2 separate regions of the Homo sapiens genome follow, and region 2 is linked to region 1. Evidence: chromatin contacts called from ENCODE Hi-C or POLR2A ChIA-PET data. All regions are on one chromosome and are shown on one strand. The core of a region is the stretch at or near the end of the contact, and the rest is flanking DNA. Distances in the headings are between cores, read along the strand shown. Region 1 holds the start of LINC00526 (long intergenic non-protein coding RNA 526). Region 2 holds the start of TGIF1 (TGFB induced factor homeobox 1).

Region 1 (5,593 bases), core at 107-2,606:
TTTGAGTATGAATTTGTTCTTCCTCAAAATACGCGTTTTAAACAATTGATATCAAAATGCATCTTGTTTATTTGGCTTTTGAAACTGTTATAACACAACTTATAACATTGGAAATACATTATTTTATTAATACAAAGTAGTTTTCATAGTAAAATACCAAATTAATTAAAAGGCAGAATGAAACGTACCATATACATGTAGACGACAAATGAAAACTGTCAAAGTATCCTTCTCTCTAAAAAGCCACAAATTACGTTCTTTGAAGTAAGTATTGGGTTTTATTTCCTAAACTATACACATCAATATCACCTCCTGAAGCTTTTTACCCAGTTTCACGGTTGGTATTTCGGACATGCAATGTTCCATGCTGTCAAACTTGGAATGCCTCGTTTGGATACAGGGAGACAAAGACTTGGAGACCCAGAAGCCTGAAAGTGGTTCTTGACCGACTTTGTCCACTCAAATTAAGGCATCATGCAGCTGGTCATCACTTACATTGCTGGTTGCACGCAGGCACACACACACCAGTGCTCACAGCCAGCACTTGTTAAGAATGGTTGAGCTGGACCAAATGGTATACGTGTCTTTCATCAATATAAACATGGACTGCATTCATCTGGACACGGGCCTTTCCCGCCTACCGAGCCTGCCCACCACCCGAAGTTTAAGCTCATCTTGGAGGACCTGACACTCAGGAAGCCGTCTCCCGTTGTTCCACCGGCTTTGTGGCCCCAATGTCTGTATAAGCTGCTGATTTGCCTTGGGAAAACAAACCAGCATCGATTTCAGAGAAATTACTGGATAATTTGCGCTGTGAGGCGCCTAGATCGCAAGGCGCACTCCGCAAATGACAGCCGCTCCCGTGCACTTGTCCAGTCATTCGGGTGGCATACTGTCCGGGTGGAAGCCCGCCAAAATAATCCATTTGGAAGGGACGGAGGGCTTCGTCAGAAATTGCCTTCTTGTAGCTATGAGACATTGAGCAAAACAGATAAGAACTGGGGCAATGGAGGCATAAACATTAAGGCTAGGATGTATTTTTGGGGAGAAAGCGGCGGCTAGCAGGGACGAAGCTCAACTTCATGCGCCGCGCCCCGGAATGCTTTGCCTTTAGCCACTAGCGGAGCCGCCCGCCTGAGGGAGCCCTCCGGGAGTGAGCGCACGCAACCGTGCAGTCAGATTCCTCCGCCGACCGCGGCCCTCTCTCCTCGGGCTTTGCCTTCGCTCTCTAGCTTTTCTTCTTTCACTCCCGCTCGCCGACTCCAGCCCGCTGGGCTCACGCTCTGCCGGACACCAATCCCGGCGGCCCTGCCCGACGGAGCTCAAGGCTAGGCCTGGCCTTGTCCGCGGAGTCCGCCCCTCGCCGCCACCGGGATCCGCCCCCGCGCCGACACGCACTTCCGGCAGCGCCGCGGCCGGGAGGGACCGAGCGGGGAGCAAGGCCTGCGGGGAGGCGCAGGATGGACGCGTTGGCTGTCATGATGTAGGACCTCCTGACCTAGAACCATGCCCGGCGCAGGGAGAACAACGAGCTTACGGACCGGGTGCGGGGGCTGCTGTGCGAGAAAGCCTACCTGCTGGCCCGGGAGCGTTCGCCGGCCCACCTGGTGGCTTTCCCTGGACGTTTAACGGCGACTCCGCCCGGCCTCCCGACTTTTTGATGCAGGCGTTCTCTTACATGACTTTCTTCGAGGCTAGATTCTCGAAAGACATCCTGAAGGTGGCTTTCTTAATTAGCTGCCTCACCGGCTGGCGGAGCAGTTCGTAGTCGCCTACATCGAGAGGGAGAGCCCCGTCCTGGCTCAGTACTGGGGCTTCGTGGACGCGCTGTAGCGGGTCTTCGCCGTCGTGGGTAGGAAACAGTCGGGCCGGATCCCCGGTGTCTGGGGAGCGGCTGCCGGCCGGGCCCGCGCGAGCCGCTTCACTCCTACAAGCCCGGCTCACTAGTTCCAAGCTGCTGGACTTTGACCCTCGCTGGGAAGCTTGATCGCCGCCTGTTCTCGCCAATCTCTATGCCTTTGCACTGCCCAGCAACCCGGTCACTGCCCAGGACCTGTTAAAAGTTGAATGGACCTCCCAGAATCACGCCGCTGCCACCGCCGTTTCTAGAGACGGCTTTTGGCCACCTTTGAGAATCAGGGTCAAACTTGGAAGGGCCTGCATTTGTCACACTTCCTCGGACACTAATTTGGATAGTTCAGGCCCAGAGACGGCTTCCCGGGTTAGTGTGCCTGACAACACTGAAGAAAAATTGTGACATTTTCCTTCCCCAGAATTACTTCGTTTTATACATTTCACTTCTCTTCTGAAATCACAGCAATGCCAGTTTGCGCCTTTTGGTCTGAGGAACGCAGGCCCTGGCCACTACCAGGAAAAAGTATTTACTTTTAAAACTTGAATGTATATCTTTACCGTATGCCTAGTACAGTAGTGCTTGGAAGAAACAGATTAGTAAGACAAAATATATGTCTTCAAGAACACTTACGTTCTGAGAAAGAATTCTGAATGCAGATTCTAATGTCTGGTAAAATGCTTTACAGTGTAAAGAATGCATATATGATTCTTATTTTATGGCATTTTAAACTTTCCACCCCACGGTTTTAAAGTGTTAATATATGTTAAAAATATATGCAATTTATAAAGGAGAAGGAAAGCCCAGCTTGATTTTTGCTGCCAAAGATGGTATATTTAAAATTAAACGTAACTAATGGCAAAAAATAATGGGAATGGTGCAGTCTTTGAGCTGTATCCAGTTGGCATTATTCTCTTGGACTAAAAGGAATAGTATTAACTTCCTCACTTTGGGTAAGCCACTTTAGATTTTTGGGCTGCAGTTTTCTCAGGTAATTAGAGACTTTATATTATGAAAGTTTGGTTCACAATTCTTTGAGTCTCTTTTGGGAACAAAGAAGGTAAGAGGAGGATATGTGCCCTCCTCTCAATCAAGGGGTTTCTTGAAACCCTCTAAGGAGAAAAATCTGAAACTGCCTTTCCTAAAACGTTCATGGGTTTGTCATTCTGATGATCAATATCGTCCCACTGAAGTATCTTTTTGAATTCCTAGTTAGGAATCTTTATGTTAAGATAAACTGATCACTCTCTCCTTCGTGGACAGTTTATCTACCTAAAGATGATAGGGGAAAACACTGTTTTTGAAAGACGAAATAAAGACATGTTGTAGCAGTTATTTTATTGCCAGTTAGTATTACAAAAGTTCCTAAGGAACTCCCCATTAACTTGGCCTCATATGAACTACGCTTGAGTCCCGTTTTAAATTGAGTCTTGATCGTATTTACTGACAGTTTCAAAGCAGCGTTTTTTTTTTTCCTCCATAGTAAAAAACCTACAGGATACCACCACCAAAGGAAAAAACAAGTTTTTTTCAGTAAACCTCACAAGAGCATACATTTGATAGAATACACGGATTTTCTAATGAAAGCTCGCCGTCACCATTTTATAAGTCAGAACATGAAAGTCAAAATATCTCATACAGATGTCTTTTTTTTTTGAGAAGGTACACAAGGCTTGCTTGTAGAGATGGAGTTACATGGAGGGACAGAAGGTCACTGGTCAGTGATTTTAGGTTTTTATACTTCTGAAAACAGGTAATTACAGATTCTGATCAGTTTATCATTTTCTTTAGTCTTTTATTTTCTGCTGAATGCTCTCAAGGGAACGGATCCATACCTGTTTATCAGGCTCACCTGGAAGAGCCAAGTCATCCACTCAGGTCTTCCTCTGGACCTGCATAATTTCCTCATTTACTAGATTGGGTTTCTTTTATGTGTGGGCTTTTAATGCTTGGTATCTCTGGTCTTCCTAATATGTAATGCTTAGCATAATAATTTTAGCCATTATTCATTTTTGTAGTAGGCTTCACTAGCTTCCTGCTTCTCAAATCCCTTGAAAAGATGAGATTTTTTTTTCGTGGAGTTCACGTCTAGTAAGTTGGTCTTGATTTTTTTTTTCTTTCAGAACCTTCTGGATTTCAGCTTTGGCAAGCTTCCTCTGTTTCTGAGACACCTCCATCACCTGGGTTACAATCCCATCCATGATTTTCCCCATCTCCAGGCATTTTTCATGGAAAGCTCCTCATGCTTTTTAATTCCAGTTTATCCATTTGTGTGGCTTTAACCTCCACATCCAGGTCTTTCTGGCTAAACTGCAGTATATCCACAATGGGGCCAATGGACACATAAGGGAGGCCCTATCACAGGAACACGAACACCCGGAGTCGCTAGAAATCAGATTCCACCGGCTTTGCTTCAGGCCGACTTCCTAAGGAAGGCATGGTAGCATCACAGATGCTGTTTGTCTCAGTTTCCTGAGAAGCCAGTTTCTTAGAGCTGTCATTCAAGAGTGGGTCAAATTTGAGATATAAAAACCTTTCTCAAGGTAGACTCTTTGGCCCCTATGCCTAGTATGTCAGCTGGGCCTCTGAAGCTCTCCTCTTTGAGGTCCTGGCAGGCTCTGGCCCCTGTTGAGAAGGGGAAGCAGTCATGTGAACTCATGTGCTGGAAGAATCCACTCTACCCCTTCCCTGGCTTCTCTGCTGCAATTTTTGTCTTTAAACGTATTTTCAGGTGATTCCAGTTTGCATACATAATTGAGAAATATAAGATTTGGTCCCCAGTAGAGAGCCAGGTGAACTTAAGAAGGAGTCCATCTAAGAAAATTGCACAATTATCTAGTTTCACTTGGGTTTAGCTTTTATGGCTTACTTGATTTAGTAATCAAATGATTTTCAAATGATTTTGATCAGGTGACTCTTCGTAAACTAGAGAATGAACTTGAGAGCCGAATTAGCACAGTTTAAAAATAATCATTTAGTTTTTGTTCTCTATTGTGTAAATTATTGAGGTTTGACTGTCTTGGCTAAACTAAGGCTCATCTAATATCTTTATTTTTGATATCCTAATTTCTTGCCAATTAATTGAAGGTAACATACTAGCAGACCAGATAACTACTTATGCAAACCTCAGATAACCACTAATTTAAACAAAATTAAATCCTTTGCCTTCCCCAGATCCTTTGCACATGGCCTGCTATCAACAATCCTCTACAATGATTCTCAGCATCACCTAGGGAGCTTATGTAAAATCTCAAATTCCTGGGCCCTATCCCCAGAGTTTCTTATCAAGTAAGTCTGCATTGGGATCTGAGGATTTGCATCTCTAACAAAAATTCCTAGGCGATGCTCACACTGTTGGTGTAAGGGTGAGTACAAATTAGAAATAAAACTATTTAATTCTGCCTGGTGCAAAGGAGAGAGAGAGACTTTTACCCTCCACATCCTTTTCTTTGGTCATTTACTTTAGGAAACTTAATTGTAAGCTTTTTCTGTGCCTCTTTGAAATGCCTGTAAATCTTTCCAAAAACTAAATTAGGCTTTTGCCAATTTTACAACCTAAGAATGTGAATTCCTCAAGGACCTGGGAGCTATCTCACTGAAATTTAATCATTGAGAAAAATAGTACCCCTATCTTTCAGCTTCCTGGAAACATAAGAGCCTAACTTTATTAGGCACCTTGCTCCATTACAAAGCTATCTTCTGTCATAAAGATACAAGAAATTTATTTTTCCCTTGGACAAA
Region 2 (5,408 bases), core at 2,503-5,002, 1.8 Mb before region 1:
GTGATCCACCCACCTCGGCCTCCCAAAGTGGTGGGATTACAGGTGTGAGCCACAGCGCCCTGCCTATCTTTTCGTTTTATCCCCTGGATTCCAAAACTCATTTAGGTAAAGAGAAGTGATGACTTGGCTACAGAGGAAAAAGGAGGGCCGGGAAGGGAAGTGCAGGCTAGGAAAAGTGACTAAAAACAAAAGTAGTAGCACCAGTTACACTATTCATGCAAGGAAGCTGAGGAGAATTATCCTGATGGGGCTGATAAAATCACCTCAAGATGGCTCTAGGCCACCCCAGGTTCTTAAGACAATGGTCAGCTCTTTCTTAAGCAGTCCAAGACCCTCTGACCTGAGATGTGACTGGATGATTACAGACCTCTTGTCCAGTGTTTAGAGCCTAGCTGTCTGCATATTTTATAAAGATATCTGCCTTCCAGAGACTGGAAGTGAAAGAGATCCAATGACTGGGTGAGTCACCCTTTCTCCACCTAGAACACAGTCCTTGATGGAACTCATGCTTTATCAATTGTTGTTGAGTAGAAGAAACAAATACATCCTCCAATCTTCACTTGGTGGACCTGGCATCAAAAAATAATCATATTAAGTGCGTTTATTAGTACACTTTTCTGGCTTATCTGCCTTTCCAAGTTTCTATTTGAGTTCTTGCCTTTGAAGGGTTTGCAGGCTGTGAAAAGTAACTTAACTTTTTAACAACTTTCTTTGCTTGGCCTTGAGGCAGCTTCAGAAGATAAGACGCCAAAAGGAACTATGTGTGCCTGGAGAGAAAAAAAATAATGGTGAAAAACGTTTATCAGTAGCCTCCGCCAGCACCAAGCAACGCCTCAATTTTACTCAAGCAATTTCCCAATTCAAGTAACATTCATATGAATCAGCAAATAATATGTAGCAAATTTGAATCTATATACTTTAAAAAAAAAAAAAAAGCACTGGAAAGAATCTTAAAAGTCATTGAATCCGTTTTATAGCAAGGCCCCGAGACTGGAAGGGACTGACAGAGCTAGAAATGAAACTTGTTTTTCCACCTCGAGAAAAACGAATCAACAAAAAATACCCTAAGCAATTGCTGGTATCTGAAGCCCACTTTTTTGAGGCTGTTCCCTTTGTTACGTTGCGCTGACCCTAGGCACTTTCTTCCCAGAATGCACCAAGAATCCGAAACTCCAAACAAGTTTGAGATCAGCGTTGGCTGGGGGGAGGCAGTGGGGGTGCATCTACGGGAGCGGTTGGGCTGTAAGCTTTCGCTACATCACAGAATTGTGCCAGTGTTTCTCTTTGGAGTGCCTCGCCAGCTTTAACAACCGTTTGGATATGACTTGCTCGGGCAAAAGTTGTGCATTGGCCCGATCAAGCCTGACTTCTAGCCAAGGTGAGTTCACATCTCCGTTTTTTCCTCCCCCTAATTCGAAAGAGGCTTTCAATTGTCTCCGCCCCTCCCCCCTTCTCCTGGAAAGTTTGTTTTCAAGCTATAAACCCTTTCCAATTCTCGGTTCCCATCTCGGTTGCCTGAGAATCGCAGTCATTAGCCAAGTCCACTTGGACGAAAGCAAAGCTACCTTTGTGTACATAATGAGAGCCACCGCGTGGCCAAGGAGAACCACGGGGAAGAGGGAAACATTTTTGTCTCGAGCTGGCTAAAGCGGGCGGGGGGGGAGGTAGGGTTAAACCGACCGAAGGCGTGTTTTGTGGAGTGGCTTCGAAAGCGGCCGAGGCAGCCGAAGCCGCTTTCGAAGTTAGCAAACAAAGCGTCTCCCCAGTAACCGCCCGGTTCCAGACGAGGCTCCTGCCACTCAGGCCGCGGAGTCGCAGCGTCGCCCAGCCCCCGGCTCCTCCTCCCTGCGTCTCTCCTCCCTCCGCTCCCGGCTCCCCAGCGGATAGGAGCCACCAATCCCAGCCACAGACAACCCTTCAAACGAAATAGCGAGGCGGCCCCCTCTAACGGGCGGCGGGGGCGCTGGCCCCCTCCCTGCGCCACATCTGTCCCGCACCGGGCGCAGCAGCTGATTCATCTGCAGCCAGGTCCGGGAAGGAACTGTGCTCCCGGCAGTTGCAGGGCAGCGTCCGGGCGGGTGGCTTGTCCCCAGGACCGCGCTCCCCCCGAGCCGTTTTAGGTGTGTGTTCTCTTCTGTCCCGAGCAGTCAGCAAACCACAGAAGAAAAAAATCGTAAGGTTGCTGCCTTCTTAGAGAGACGCTTTTTTTCCCTGTTGATTCATTTTAGTCCTGTAATTGGAAAAACCACCCAGGCTTTTTAAACTCTGGCCTCCACGCATTCTAGGGGCGGGGGTGTCTTTTTTTTTTTTTTTTTTTTTGAGGGAGGGTGGCAGGCTAGCTCTAGTTCCTGAAACAGACGCTCCGAAGTCGAGTTAGTTATCCCTTGGCCGTCTTAGTACTCCTCGGGTTTAATCTTATTTCCACAGAGTTTCTTCTGCCGGGATCTCCACCGAGGTTACCGAACAAAAACAGCACAGAGCCCAGACTGGAGGCAGACCCGGGCGCTGTCTCTGCTAGGCTTATTTACGTTTAGGGCTTTTCTTTCCTTTTTTTAAAGTGATGGGGGAAGTCTCATTGTGTGGCATGTGACAGTTCGTTTGCTTCAAAACAACAGGACGTAACCACGCGAAAACTAGAACCAGAGGAGGGGGCATGCGTTTCTTCAAGTCAGCCAAACAGCATCTGGTCTTTGAAAGCGCAATTTCATCAAGAAACTCCTGTTGGATCCCTCCTAACTGTGGACCAAAATAAGCCAACAGGAACGGGTGTTTACTTAATGGCTAGTTTCTGTTTGAAATGGGAGGAGGGATCCCCTAGCAGGGTTCCAATCCGAAGAGTAGACACTGTTGACCGAAACAGACGAGCAGGCACGGCGTGGTCACCCCTTAGCTATAAAAGTGGCCGCTGCCGGGGTTCGGCGACTCGGGGTGTCAGGCGGAGTCTTGGTGAGGCAGGCGCGCGCCCGGCCGTCCCCGGGCAGAGACGTTTAAAGAGCATGTGAGCGTGACAAGTGTCTGTCCGCAACGTGTCAGATTTCGAAACTGCCTTGCAATCCAGTCCGGAACTCGCAGCTTTAGCCCGGGGGAACAGACGTTCGTTTAGGCTGTGTCTCATCATTCCCCCCCGCCCCACCCCCGCCGACCTCCCACTGTCGCTGCTGGAGGAAGAGCCCCGGGAGGAGAAGGGTGCGCCGCGCCGCGCCCGCGTGTCAATGGCAGCCGCGCATTCTGGAAGAAGTTGGTTCTTGTCTCGAATACTTTTCCTCCCGTGCCCCGCCCCTTGAATCAGAGGCGGCTGTCTCGTGCGGCTAGAGCAGGGCCAGTAGAGTTCGGGGCAGCTGTCAAAAACGAGACGGGGAGGCTTTTCTTCCCGGGGGTGGAGGAGGGAAGGAGGGAGGTGTCCTTTTTTCCATCTGTTGCAGTTTCCGAACCAAACGCACCCTCGCCAGCCCCGGGAAGAAAGGCCCAAGGGAGAAACCTGGGGCGCTCGGCTGGTGCCCCCACCGCCGGGCGAGGGATGCGGGCGGTCCGTGCGCGGCAGGCGGAAAGGATCGTGTTTCTGGACCCGGCCACCCCCCGCGTCCGCACCGCCGCCCCCGAGGGACGAGTGACAGCGGCCGCCGCGCTCGGTCCAGTCTTCCCGGCTGGAAGGTGCGGGGGAGGGGCGGAGGAGCGGCGGGGCGGGAGGGGGACGGGGCGGGCGGCTGGGGGCGGAGGCAGGACCTCCTGTACCTTCCCTCCTCGCCTCTCTCACTCTGACAGCGCCGAGGTGCGCCGAGCAGGAGCAGGGAACAAAGGAGCGGAGAGGGGAGGGGAGAGAGTTGGGCGAGGGAGAGCCCCCGGCCGGCTGCCAGAAGATCCCGGCGGGAGGAAGCCCAAGTGTCACTTGAATTCCACCCAAGGAGCGGGCGCCTGGGATCAGAGCGTCCTGTTTAGCAATAACGGCTGGAGCACGTCCTACAAGTTACGGGAGAGTCGGCTGTGAAGGAGACGTTCGCTTATCCCCTGTGTCCCCGCTCCTGGCCCCTCCAGACCCCCGCCTTGCCTCGCGCTGGGAGGGGAGATCCAGAATGAAAGGCAAGAAAGGTAAGGCGGCCGCGGGCTGCGCGCACCAGAAGACGCGAGTCCGGGGAAACGTGCTGGCCGGGCCGCGCCGCGCGGAGTCACTTGGTGGACTTTTCCGCCCAGGGGCTCTCATGCTGGAGTGGCGGCCGTGCTCTTTGTTGAGGCTGCGTCTGAAACGGCAGCGGCTGTTTTCCTGCTAGACACAACACGAGGGGCTGTTGTGGGGCGAGCCTCTCCACGCTGCTGGCACGTTGTCAAGAAACACGCTCAGCGCCTTGTTTGTGCGCCTGCAAGTTTCATTGTCTCCGCCGACACCCCACGCTCGGCCCAGCCGCCGCGTGGCTTCTCGCTCTTTCTCGCGTGCTGGGGATATGGGGTCCGAGTAGGGAGGACCCAGCCCCTCGTTTTTCCCGATCCGGACCCAGGCGGCCGGGGCCGCGGGACCGCCGCGGCTTTGTCTGAAAGTTCCACTCCTAGGCTCCCCCCGCCCCCGCCCCCGCCGCCCCCCTACTCCCAGCCGGGCCCTAGCACTGTTCTTTAGGGATGTGGTGTTTTTACGATCGAAGGAATGCGATTCTGGACCCCCTCATCGCCCTCGGGTGTAAACAGCTTTGGAAAGCTAGACTTTTACAAATCCCCAGTCTCTAAAAGTTTTCCCACGATGAATTTTGGGGCAGGAGGAAGAGTTAGCACCCAGGGCCAGCAGCTTCAAGCGGCATGCAGTCAAAATGCGTCCAAATGTGACAAGCAGGCTTGGTTGTAAGTGCAAAGAGCAAGGCTGTCATTGTTTCCACGAAGTGTTCTGGAAGCTTTACAACTAAAACTTGCCGTCAGTTTGGTTTAAAAACAAAATACACCGGAGGGGGACGGGGGGTGGAGAAACCACACAAAACACCCCGAAAGGTCAGAGTGTGAAGTCCCTTTTGAAGTTAACAAAAATTGAGTCCCTGGCTGGGAGGTCCCCCGAGTGTTCCGCTGTGGGCTGGAGGTGGCGTTTCTGTCGTGATTTATGTGGAGTGGTTCAAAACAGAAGTTAATCACTCGGGAAGCGGACGGGAGGGGCGGCGCTACTGCGCATGCCCGGGAGCCGCCTGGAGTTTGGAACTCCACATTCTTTCAGACCCGGCCCGCTGCGGGGCGTTCCTGGGGGGTAGCCTCAAGGCCAGCGGGGTTCCTTCGGCTGCGTTTCTGTGGGAGGCCCTGAAACGCGCGGAGCTTCCCTCTGCCTCCAGGCTTTCCCAGCGAGAGTGAAATTAAACTTGAAACTCGGATCAACTGGCAGTCGTTGTTGGTAGAACGCCCTAAGGACCCCTCCCCGCGGGACGGAGGGAGGACTCGGGACA

What was found. A loop is a pair of places that touch in the nucleus more often than their neighbours do. ChIA-PET counts read pairs that join two places held with the same protein, here RNA polymerase II (POLR2A). Pooled maps may share reads with other maps.
Region 2: a map of naive thymus-derived CD4-positive, alpha-beta T cell shows a loop between it and region 1 (7-fold over the local background). The contact joins the promoter of TGIF1 here to the promoter of LINC00526 in region 1. A Hi-C loop is called at or near these places in 1 of 168 maps with a recorded cell type or tissue (naive thymus-derived CD4-positive, alpha-beta T cell), 2 of 37 single-sample maps with no recorded cell type and 12 of 50 pooled maps. POLR2A ChIA-PET finds 5 or more read pairs at or near these places in 1 of 52 experiments (naive thymus-derived CD4-positive, alpha-beta T cell).

The regions. Positions count from the first base shown.
Region 1 is chr18:5,236,673-5,242,265 of GRCh38, forward strand. LINC00526 (long intergenic non-protein coding RNA 526) reads right to left here and starts at 1,357. Exons shown (of 1, transcript NR_026849.1): 1 at 52-1,357. It overlaps LINC00667 (long intergenic non-protein coding RNA 667), which reads left to right and starts at 1,428. Exons shown (of 3, transcript NR_015389.1): 1 at 1,428-2,377; 2 at 5,027-5,140. It also overlaps the pseudogene LOC100422274. RefSeq lists a silencer at 1,374-1,543 and an enhancer at 1,764-1,943.
Region 2 is chr18:3,446,420-3,451,827 of GRCh38, forward strand. TGIF1 (TGFB induced factor homeobox 1) reads left to right here and starts at 3,753. Exons shown (of 3, transcript NM_003244.4): 1 at 3,753-4,086. The coding sequence starts at 4,071. It overlaps LOC124904237 (a long non-coding RNA gene), which reads right to left and starts at 4,237. Exons shown (of 2, transcript XR_007066269.1): 1 at 4,113-4,237; 2 at 587-767. RefSeq lists silencers at 1,773-1,842, 3,503-3,612, 3,643-3,802, 4,443-4,492 and enhancers at 1,964-2,585, 2,553-2,692, 2,586-3,205, 2,793-2,982, 5,070-5,408.